Regions from separate parts of the Homo sapiens genome. Here all the other regions are linked to region 3. A link is a contact called in ENCODE Hi-C or POLR2A ChIA-PET data. All regions are on one chromosome and are shown on one strand. The core of a region is the stretch at or near the end of the contact, and the rest is flanking DNA. Distances in the headings are between cores, read along the strand shown.

Region 1 (2,952 bases), core at 354-2,853, 73 kb before region 3:
GAGGGAAGAGGGTGTGATGCATAATAAGAAGAGCTTGGCTGAGTACCTGGCACAGAGGATAACCAGGAAACGTTAGCTGTTAGTACTAGTCCAGTTAGAAACGAATCTGGCTACAATTATTGCAGCAATAAAGCAATGGTTGACTTAAACAAATGGTAGTTATCTTTCACACACAATACAAAGTCAGAAGGCAGGCATCCCCAGGCTGGCCAGGAGCAGCATGATGATAGTAAAGGCTGTTTGCCTTCCTTCAGTCCATTCTGCTCTCCACAGAATCCTGGTTTGCTGCCTCATGGTTGCAAGATGGCCATCACTGCTCCATCCACCAGGCTTGTGGGGAAGAGGTGCGGTAGCAGTCACATTTTCCCCCTTTATAAGGAAAGCAAAAGCTTTCCCAGAACCCCACCCAGCATGGAATCACAGCAGACATCTGCTTTTTTCATTTTGGCCTGGACTAAGTGCCACAGCTGCAAGAGACACTTAGAAAATGAGCATTAGCTTTTCAGATTCAGTCATACAAGTGGCAAGGAAGAAGGCAAATGAGAATGGGAGTAGACCGACCAGTTGGATTTGCCACAGCCCTTCCTGCCTCTCACACTGTCATTTTAAAAAAAATTTTGCATTGGTCCTCAGGTGCATAGGGCTTAGTTCATCCTAGTCGTGTGCCAGTGGCACATGAGTGGCAAAGCCCCTTTTCTAGACTGATGGCCTTTCCTGCTCGCAAGTGTATGCTGTTTCATGTACGTGCATCGCTTAAGTTTTTAAATGAAACATAACATAGATACATTAAAGTGCACAAGTCTTTGCTAGATGGCTCAAAGGATTTTTATGATTTATCCCCATGAAAGTACATTCAGATCAATCTATAGAACAGTCCCAGCATCTCAGAAACCTTCCTGTTTCTCTGCTGTCTGTCAACACTCCCTCCCAAGGTGACCATTATTCTGATCTCTATCCCCATAGGTCAGTTTTGCCTGTTCTTGGATTTCATTGACATGGACTTGTACATGTGTGTGTGCACTTCGTGGACCTGACTTCTTTGGCTGACCTGTGAGAGTCATCTGTGTTACTGTGTGTGGTTGTAGTTCATCTGCTTTCTCCGGTACTTTGTCTCTCTACGCAGACCTGGTATTAGTAGCATTGTGAGAACCAGAGTAGCACAGAGATGGAAGTTTCCTGTTTCCATTCATAGAGTGTCATTTCCTCCTAGAAACCACCCCCTCTGATTTCTTGCAAAGCTTGCCTGTGCACTGCCCTCTCCAGCAGCAAGCTGCTATCAAAGGAATCTCTTGGGGACTTGTATATTGGCTTTGAATGCTGTCAGCAGGAAGAATTTTCTTGAGCACTTCTTCATTTGGAGAGGATGGAAGAAGAGAGTTAGAGAGGGATGCTTTCGGGAAGGACATTTTTAGGCAAAGGAAAAAACAGCAACTGAAGGCGTCATTGGGAACTGGAACCTGGAAGCCAGCCTTCTGAGCAGAGATTTACATCATTCTTCTGTGTTCCTCCCCTTCGAGCAGTCTCAATTCAGGGCTCAAGGGCAAAAAAGACGCACGGCAACTCTGCCTGTCTTAGGGCTGGGCAACCTAGTTTGAGTTCAGACTGACTCTTGAGAAGTCTCCCTTCCCCCAGACAGTGGGTGATGGGCTTTCCTTATCAAAGCTAGTGTGGCTTTCTTACAAAAACATTGCATGGCAGGACAAACCTGAGAGCAGTGAAAAAAGCTGATTCTTTTCAGGGGAGTCTTAAATGAAGATGAAATGGATTAGTTATTCTTACAAGTGTGGGCATGTAGGTAAGTCAGGGATCGAGTAGAAAAATGAAAAGTATGCAGTTAGCTCTGATGGTTTTCATCATCATCTTTCCTTTAGGTATCTGCTGATTCTGTGCCTTGTGTCTGCTGGGATAATGTCCCAGAGTATTCAGCTAAGACTTAATCAGGGATCCTGTTTGCTAAAATGGAATATTTTATTAAGTTTATTAGGTAATTTCTGTATCCCTGGCCCTTGCTAGGGGCTTTGCAATGTATTATTTCAGTTATTCTCTGCAGGATCAGGGAAGGTGGGTAGGATTATTCCCATTTTACAAGTGAGTAAATGAAGGTTAGTAAGTAACAGGTAGTAAGAAGTAAGGCTGCTAGTCTAAACTAGGTCTCATATTCCAAAGGCTGCATACCTTCTGCACCACCACACTACCTTTTAAAATAACCCCTTGCTTTTCTGATGCACCAACCCTCTCGTGGTTCCTTGCCTTCCTTCACCTCAACACTCCTCAGTGTTGATCCAGTGAGTGGCCGGTTTTAGAACAGCCGAAAGCTGTAAATACCTCCTCACTTATTTTGATTCAGCTGTTGAAGCTATACTGTAACACTGCACAAATCTTTACTAGATGGCCCAAAGGATCTGTTACATTTTATTTAAAATATTTAAAATTTTAAAGCCAAATAGCACAGTGGAAAAGATCTTCATGGAGAATAAGGAGTCGCTGGTTTCAGTCCTAATGTCACTACAAATCAAAACAAGGCATAAAGCTGGGCGTGGTGGCTCACACCTGTAATCCCAACGCTTTGGGAGGCTGAGGTGGACGGATGGCTTGAGCTCAGGAGTTCGAGACCAGCCTGGCCAACATGGCGAAACCCCATCTCTACAGAAAAAAACAAAAATTAGCTGGGTACGGTGGCAGGCTTCTGTAATCCCAGCTACTTGGGAGGCTGAAGCAGAAGGATCATTTGAGCTCAGGAGGCAGAGGTTGCAGTGAGCCAAGATCGCACCACTGCGCTCCAGCCTGGGTGATGGGAGTGAAACCCTGACTCGAAGGAAAAAAAAGACTTTGAGTGGACCGTGACTATCCAGTCCAATCTTTTGGCTTCCCTGGGCCACATTGGAAGAAGAAGAATTGTCTTGGGCCATGTGTAAAATAAGCTAACACTAACGACAGCTGATAAGCTAAGGA
Region 2 (3,064 bases), core at 445-2,944, 120 kb before region 3:
TCAGAGACCAGCCAGGAGAAGGCTGGCTGGGCACAGAGTCAAGCATCAGGACACAGAGTCATGCATCAGGTTGTTTTCCGCGGGGAAAGGTGTAAGGAGGAAAGGGCTGCCTGTTTTTTTGCCCCTTTACACACATGCATGTGTGCACACACATGCACACCCTCCCCCACACCAGTCTTCCCCAGAGCCTCTTCCAAAGCAACATCTCCAGCCTCGGGGTATCAACATTAGAGTGCAGTTCTCCTTCCAGGCATCTGGGAGCCTCCCTTGCAGCAACCCCTCTTCAGACTAGAATTCGAGGCATGTCCCTCTCAACAGCTGACCAAGGTGCAGGCAGCTAGCTAGCTTTGTGAAGGCAGCGTGGCCTACAGGGTGGGCTACCCTGCAAATTTAAGGGCAAGATTAGTCCCCAGTCTTCGCTGGGCCTCTTTCCTCATTTGCTCTCTGGAGGTGGAGGTTACTCTAAGTGCCCTTCAAATTCCTTTCCAGCTCTATTCTTTGAACTGCTGGTTTCTTCCTTTCCAACTTATGGAAATTATTTTCCTCACTTTTCCTGAGAGGGGAAGTATAAGACACCAGGCTGTCTCTGACAACTGCCAAAGTGGCCGTTTTTTAATGGAAAGTCAGCTTCCTTCTCAGGTTGCTTAACAGAGCAGAAGCTTCTCGAGAACAGAGAAGCCTAATGTTTCCCTCTGGTTTTTTGACGTCAGTTGCCTGTGGGTGGGTTCCCATCCGCTGCCACCTCTCCAACCACACTAAATTTTATTGCGCAGATTTTAAAAACACACCTTGGTGTGGCAGGCCACCGAAAGAAGCGATTTAGCCCAGGAGCCCTGCTGTTAAGCTGTGGCAGAGAGAGCTTTGGTCCAGTCTCTGACTGTGCCAGGATCCCATCCCACAGAGTAAATCCTCCATCCTCCCCTTGTTGGCCCCTCACCAATAAAAGCGGAATGTTCACTTTACACTATCTCCTGGGGGATTTGAAGAATCAATTCTGAACACTGACTTGAAAGCACTTATCCCTCTAAGAGTATAAGAAGTGGGGAAGGGAAAAGGGAGCTAACATTTGTGGGATGTTTGCTGCGTGCCAGGTACTGGGCTGGCTGCTTGACTTTCATTCTTTCCTTTAACTCTGCTTTGTAATCATCATACACAAAACCGTCAAATGGTTTAGGCTGCTGAGAGTCTAAAGCTTATCAAGAAGACAGTGACCATGCAGAGGTAGAGAGGGGAAACCAGACCTCCCATAAACCCCCAGGAAGCTAAATATCTTTGGCATACTTGACACCACCCATGCAAAGTTTAAAAATCTAATTATGTCCATTTGCAATGCACAGATAAGGGGCACTGGAAATATATTCACCAATACAAATATGTTGGTGCTTTCAAATGTCAGAAGAGTTCAGCCGAGTGCTGCAAATCTCGTCACTGATAAATAACAGACATGTTCATCTTATTCCAATATTTTCCTTTCTAACTTAAAAATAACTTTGTCATTTCTCCTAGTATGTTTTGAGGTGATTAGTCTTAAAATGTGTCATAGGTGGTAAATTCAGGAGAACTGAACTTGGCCTCCAAAATAAGCAATGTTCCCCATGACATTATGGAATAAAAACACACACTTGCTTTGGTTTTGCCTGGTTTGAGGCTTCGTAACGTGAGCAGCGTTCACAGTGAGTCCGTGAATGGAAATCACGCCACACAGGAGCTGTGACTCAGGCCTGTTCTCCGAAGGGGTGAGGTGATGGCTATTAATATTTAATTTCATATACTGTAGTGTTTGCAGAAGCAAACATGCTGTAGTTAAGGTTACGCGCATTGAGCGTCAGCATAATCCAGTTTTTCTTTCCGCCAGGCTTTTTTCACACAGATGTGTTCAACCCAAAGGTGAATTTTTGGAGCCTTAAAAAAAAAAAAAAAAAAAAAAAGAATGAGAAAATTTGAAAACAATTAGGTAAACCATTATGGTTATACAACTGTGAAAAGATGACAGCTTTTATACTTAGAAAATAGTATGAAATGTTTTCTTTTCTTTGTTTGTTGTTATTTTCCTCTCACATGAAACTGGTCAACCAACCACCAAAACAAAGAAAAGGAACGATGAGGCTGAAACTTAAGGGTAGCCATTTGTCAGCAGAAGTAAAGGCCAAGTATTCCCAGAGAGAAGGCATCGCAGTCAACTGCTGTGACGTGTGTGACGTCCATCTCAAAAGCCTGTGTGAATGTAACTACACAGGGTGGCATACGCTGATGTCTGCCCTAGATCCCCACAAGCCTCTAGCTTGGGGTGAGTCACCAGTTTCAGGCAAGGGGTGTCTGTTGGTTCTGAGGTGACTGGGCCTTTGTAAAAGAGCTTTGAAGGAAATACCTTGCAGACTTAAACGGCTGTCATGAGTCCGCCATGGCACACAGCAGCTCCCACCCCATGGATGAAGGCTGCAGCTCGCTGGGTCTTGCTTTCTCATCTGAGAATGGGAGGGGGTGGGGCCTCTAAGAGCCCTTCTGGATCGAGTGTCTGGGGATTCCAGAACCAGCCCCACTCCTTCCCAAGGTTCAGCGCTAGCACATCCATACTCCCCAGACTGTCTCCCCCATTTCGGTTGCGGCAAGACTGCTGTGAGCCAGAGCTATGCAGGCGTTTGAATCGCGGGTCCCTGCCTAGATGGACACTTCTTCCCCTTAACTAGTTTTCTCCCTGGCAGCCCTCCGTCCATTCTCACCTTTCCTCCTCACCTCTAGTCCTGCATTAGAAGCAGCCGGTTCTCCTTCCCAGAGCCCTCCCTGGCAGATTGTGAACCGACTAGGCCATGCCTCTTCACCTGTGGAGAGTGGCTCTGAAGCAGGGTACTCTCTCTTACCCTGGGCCCTGCACTCCAGTGCAGAAGCATCCAGCACCTGTGGCAGACTGGTCATCTGAAACCTTGCTACCCGGGTAGGACCCCAGCTTCCTTGTCCTCTGGCTTCCGAGCGAGGACTGGGTCTCGGGCAGCCTTGCAGCACGCAGCACATCAACCGCGGATCTTCTTGGGCTCCCTCAAGGGTGGGACCTAATGCTACTCCAGTC
Region 3 (3,257 bases), core at 554-3,053:
TTATGTCGGATAATTTTCATGTCAAATGTTAGATCAGCCAGCCGGCTCTATCATCCAGGCAGGTTGTTGTTTTTCCCCACCTGATCCCTGCTTTTCCTTGAGAAGTTTATTTTAAATGGAGAGTCAGGAATGAGAGAGAACGTAGGATAGGAATGAATCATGAGAAAAATGCCACCAGTTGTTTTCCATAGTCCGTGTCCTTGTTGGAATATCCTTACCTTTGTCAACAGAGAGTAGCAGTTCATCCACAAGCTCGTGAGCAGCCACTGGCAGCACTGCCTCCATGAGGCCTCGGGAGCATTCTCATTGTTTTCTCCAGGCTGTGCTGTTCTTCCCCTCAGCCTTGAGAGTGACCAGGGATCTCCTAGGCCTAGGGAAACGCCACCTGGTCATTGGCCAGAGCCGTTTCTAGATATGGTATCTGACCCCTGTGTGAGTACCGACTGCCCAAGAGCTGGCAGTAGTTTTGTACTCTGAGCCTGAGCGTGTGGCCCCACGTTCCATGAGGCCTTTGGCCGGTTTGTTTGCCAGAGTGTCTCTGAGAGGAGGGAGAATGTTGGTATGGAGAATAATTTTATTGCTTTCTTCTCAAAATAAAGGAAATACTCAAGGGAATGGTGGGAGGGGAGGGGATAAATATAGCGTTTCCGATTTCCTGCTTCCTCTACTCTTCCACAGCATTTCACTTTTCATACGGTTAGATTTTCATCCTATCGACTTCAGCTAAAAATAATTCCAACCATTTCTATCAGATTGGCCCTCTTATCATACTTGTTATTATTTTGCTTTCCTATTCAAAACCTTTTTTTCCCCTTAGGCCAATGAACTGTTTTACTTTATTAGCTTCATATTTATTTATTTGTTATTGATGGATAATAGGTATACATAGTTTTAGGGTACATGTGATTTAGTACCATCATATAATTTATAAAAATCAAATCATTATATTTGGGATCTCAATCAACTTAAATATTTGTCTTTTCTTTATGCTAGAACCATTCTCAATAGCTTTTCTACAGGGAATAAAAGATGGTCTACAGTGCTCACCTGCTGCACCTGGTGCATGTGTCATGGTCTTATGGCTGGGGCAGTCTTGGTGTCCTGGCTTTTGGATGGTCAGAAATTCTGGCTTGTCCTTGTTCTTCCTTCTCCCGTGATCCATTTTCCCAGCAGAGGCCATTACATATGCTGGTGTCCCCCTACTCCTTCCAGCCTTCTGTTAACAGATACTGTCAGCCCACAGCCACTGCAGACGTGGCCCATTGCTACTTCCTTGTCCACAGCAACAGTGCTGGATACGGCTCAGTGCCTTGTCAGACAGACAAGAGTTGTTGATGAGTCTGCAAAGCAGAGCTGGTAGGTTAGCTGCCAGAGCTGACCCCACTGAGCAAAGCAGTGAGTTTAGTAGGTACTTGGCAAAAGTTAATTCATCAGGAGTTGGGAGAAAAGGTGCAAGAAAGGTCGTCTTAGATTATTGGGCATGGGCTGCCTGCTTACCACATTGGTATTTTCGTTTTGTATAATTATTAAGTTGATAGTGATTTTAACAAATAAAACATAACTTTGAAGTTTGGGAGGTAAGTGACTTGTGTAAGGTTTTAGGTTACATGAGCTAAAGATAAGAATTTCTGTAGTGTCATTTCCTAATTGTTCAGAGTGCCCATTATGCTTAGCCTAGGTGTCTTGCTTGGGTTAGCCCATTCTAAAAGTCGTGTGTTCCTAGGGCAGTGGTCATGATCATCACTGGACTCTGCCAGTTCCCAGGCCCCAGCACTGCCTCCGCCGGCAGCAAGCAGTAATAAGTAAGCTCCGAGTGGTTAAGCCTAATAGGGCTGTGACCCAGTTTGAACTCCGTAATGAGGAAAGAGCAGATTTATTTGCTCCCCTGCATGCGTCCCTCCCCCGTGTTCCTTTATTATCTTTAGAGGAAATTGAATAGCAAAATTCTGCATTCTCATAATGCTAATGGACTGATGTCATCTTTTCCACTCTGAAGTCAAGAAAGTAAGAGAAAACCGGAATATAGATTTAACACTTCATAGCTACCCAGGGCTTCAGCACAGGTTCTTTCTGTGTATATATATGTTTTTAACAACTTTAAGGCGTAATTTACGTGCCATAAACAATTCACTGATTTTAAGTAAGTTAGCTAAGTTGTGCAACCATCACCACAATCTAGTTTTAAAACATTTCCATCATCCCAGAGAAACCCCTGGCATCCATCACTAATCACTGCCTATTTCCCCCTCTCCTCATCCCTAGGCAACCTGTAAATCTACTTCTTGTTTCTGTAGATTTGCAGTTTCTGGACATTTCATATCAGTGGAATCATATAATACATGGTCTTACGTGTTTGTTTTCTTTCACTTAGCATAACGTATTGAGGTGCATGCATGTCGCAGTGTGTATCGCTGTGTTCCCTTTATTCCTGGACAGTATTCCATTTTATGGTTACACCACATTTTATCTGTCTGTTCACCAGTTGATGCACATTTGGGTTATTTCCAGTTTAGGGCTGTAGTAATGCTGCAGTAAGTACAGATGAGTTGTTAAATGAACATATGCTTTTACCTCTCTCCGATAGATGACCTAGGAGTCACGTAAGTTGAGTAAATTTATATGAGCAGTTGAGTAAATGGAGTGATTTAAGAAGCCTAGATTGTTTTCCAAAGTGGCTATACCACATTACCTTCCCACCAGTGATGAACAAGGGTCCCAGTTTCTCCACATCTTTGCCATGAGCTATAAGGAATATAACCTTAACTGTTGACTTGTTTTATATTCTTAGGTACAGAAGAAAGCTAGGAACTATTTTAAGGTATTTACAGTTTTTCAAGCATTGTTAACACATGTTAATTAAAACTGTAGGGTGGGAGTGGTGGCTCACGCTTGTAATCCCAGTACTTTGGGAGCTGAGGCGGGTGGATCGCTTGAACCTAGGAGTTCGAGACCAGCCTGGGCAACATGGCGAAACCCCATCTCTATAAAAAAATACAAAAGTTAGCTGGATACGGTGGCATGCACCTGTGGTTCCAGCTACTTGGGAGGCTGAGGTGGGAGGATCGCTTGAGCCCAGGAGTTCAAGGCTGCAGTGAGCTGTGACCACACCACTATACCCCAGTGTGGGTGACAGAGCCAGAGTGAGACCCTGTCTCAAAAAATAATAAAATAAAATAGAATAATAAAATAAATAAACTTGTAGTCTTTGATGCCTATCCTCCCTACTCTCTAGGTTCTACCACCAGTCATGCATGCAA

Evidence for each region. A loop is a pair of places that touch in the nucleus more often than their neighbours do. ChIA-PET counts read pairs that join two places held with the same protein, here RNA polymerase II (POLR2A). Pooled maps may share reads with other maps.
Region 1: a pooled map shows a loop between it and region 3 (2.5-fold over the local background). The contact joins two enhancer-like sites. A Hi-C loop is called at or near these places in 2 of 168 maps with a recorded cell type or tissue (CD8-positive, alpha-beta T cell and PC-9) and 2 of 50 pooled maps. POLR2A ChIA-PET finds 5 or more read pairs at or near these places in 8 of 52 experiments (A549, BJ, H1 and 5 more).
Region 2: POLR2A ChIA-PET joins it to region 3 with 20 read pairs in Panc1. The contact joins two enhancer-like sites. POLR2A ChIA-PET finds 5 or more read pairs at or near these places in 11 of 52 experiments (A549, AG04450, BJ and 8 more).

Annotation. Positions count from the first base shown.
Region 1 is chr9:94,951,513-94,954,464 of GRCh38, forward strand. The region is part of intron 7 of AOPEP (aminopeptidase O (putative)); the gene reads left to right. Among named protein-coding and RNA genes, the nearest start is that of AOPEP-AS1, 7.4 kb to the left of the region's middle. RefSeq lists a silencer at 1,001-1,230. Within about 2 kb of position 1,604, at least 15 of the 41 ENCODE cell types and tissues checked have a DNase peak (open chromatin) inside an H3K27ac peak, as active enhancers do.
Region 2 is chr9:94,907,442-94,910,505 of GRCh38, forward strand. The region is part of intron 5 of AOPEP (aminopeptidase O (putative)); the gene reads left to right. Among named protein-coding and RNA genes, the nearest start is that of AOPEP-AS1, 37 kb to the right of the region's middle. Within about 2 kb of position 1,695, at least 6 of the 41 ENCODE cell types and tissues checked have a DNase peak (open chromatin) inside an H3K27ac peak, as active enhancers do.
Region 3 is chr9:95,024,113-95,027,369 of GRCh38, forward strand. All of the region lies in intron 13 of AOPEP (aminopeptidase O (putative)), which reads left to right. Among named protein-coding and RNA genes, the nearest start is that of MIR6081, 40 kb to the right of the region's middle. RefSeq lists an enhancer at 1-366. Within about 2 kb of position 1,804, at least 26 of the 41 ENCODE cell types and tissues checked have a DNase peak (open chromatin) inside an H3K27ac peak, as active enhancers do.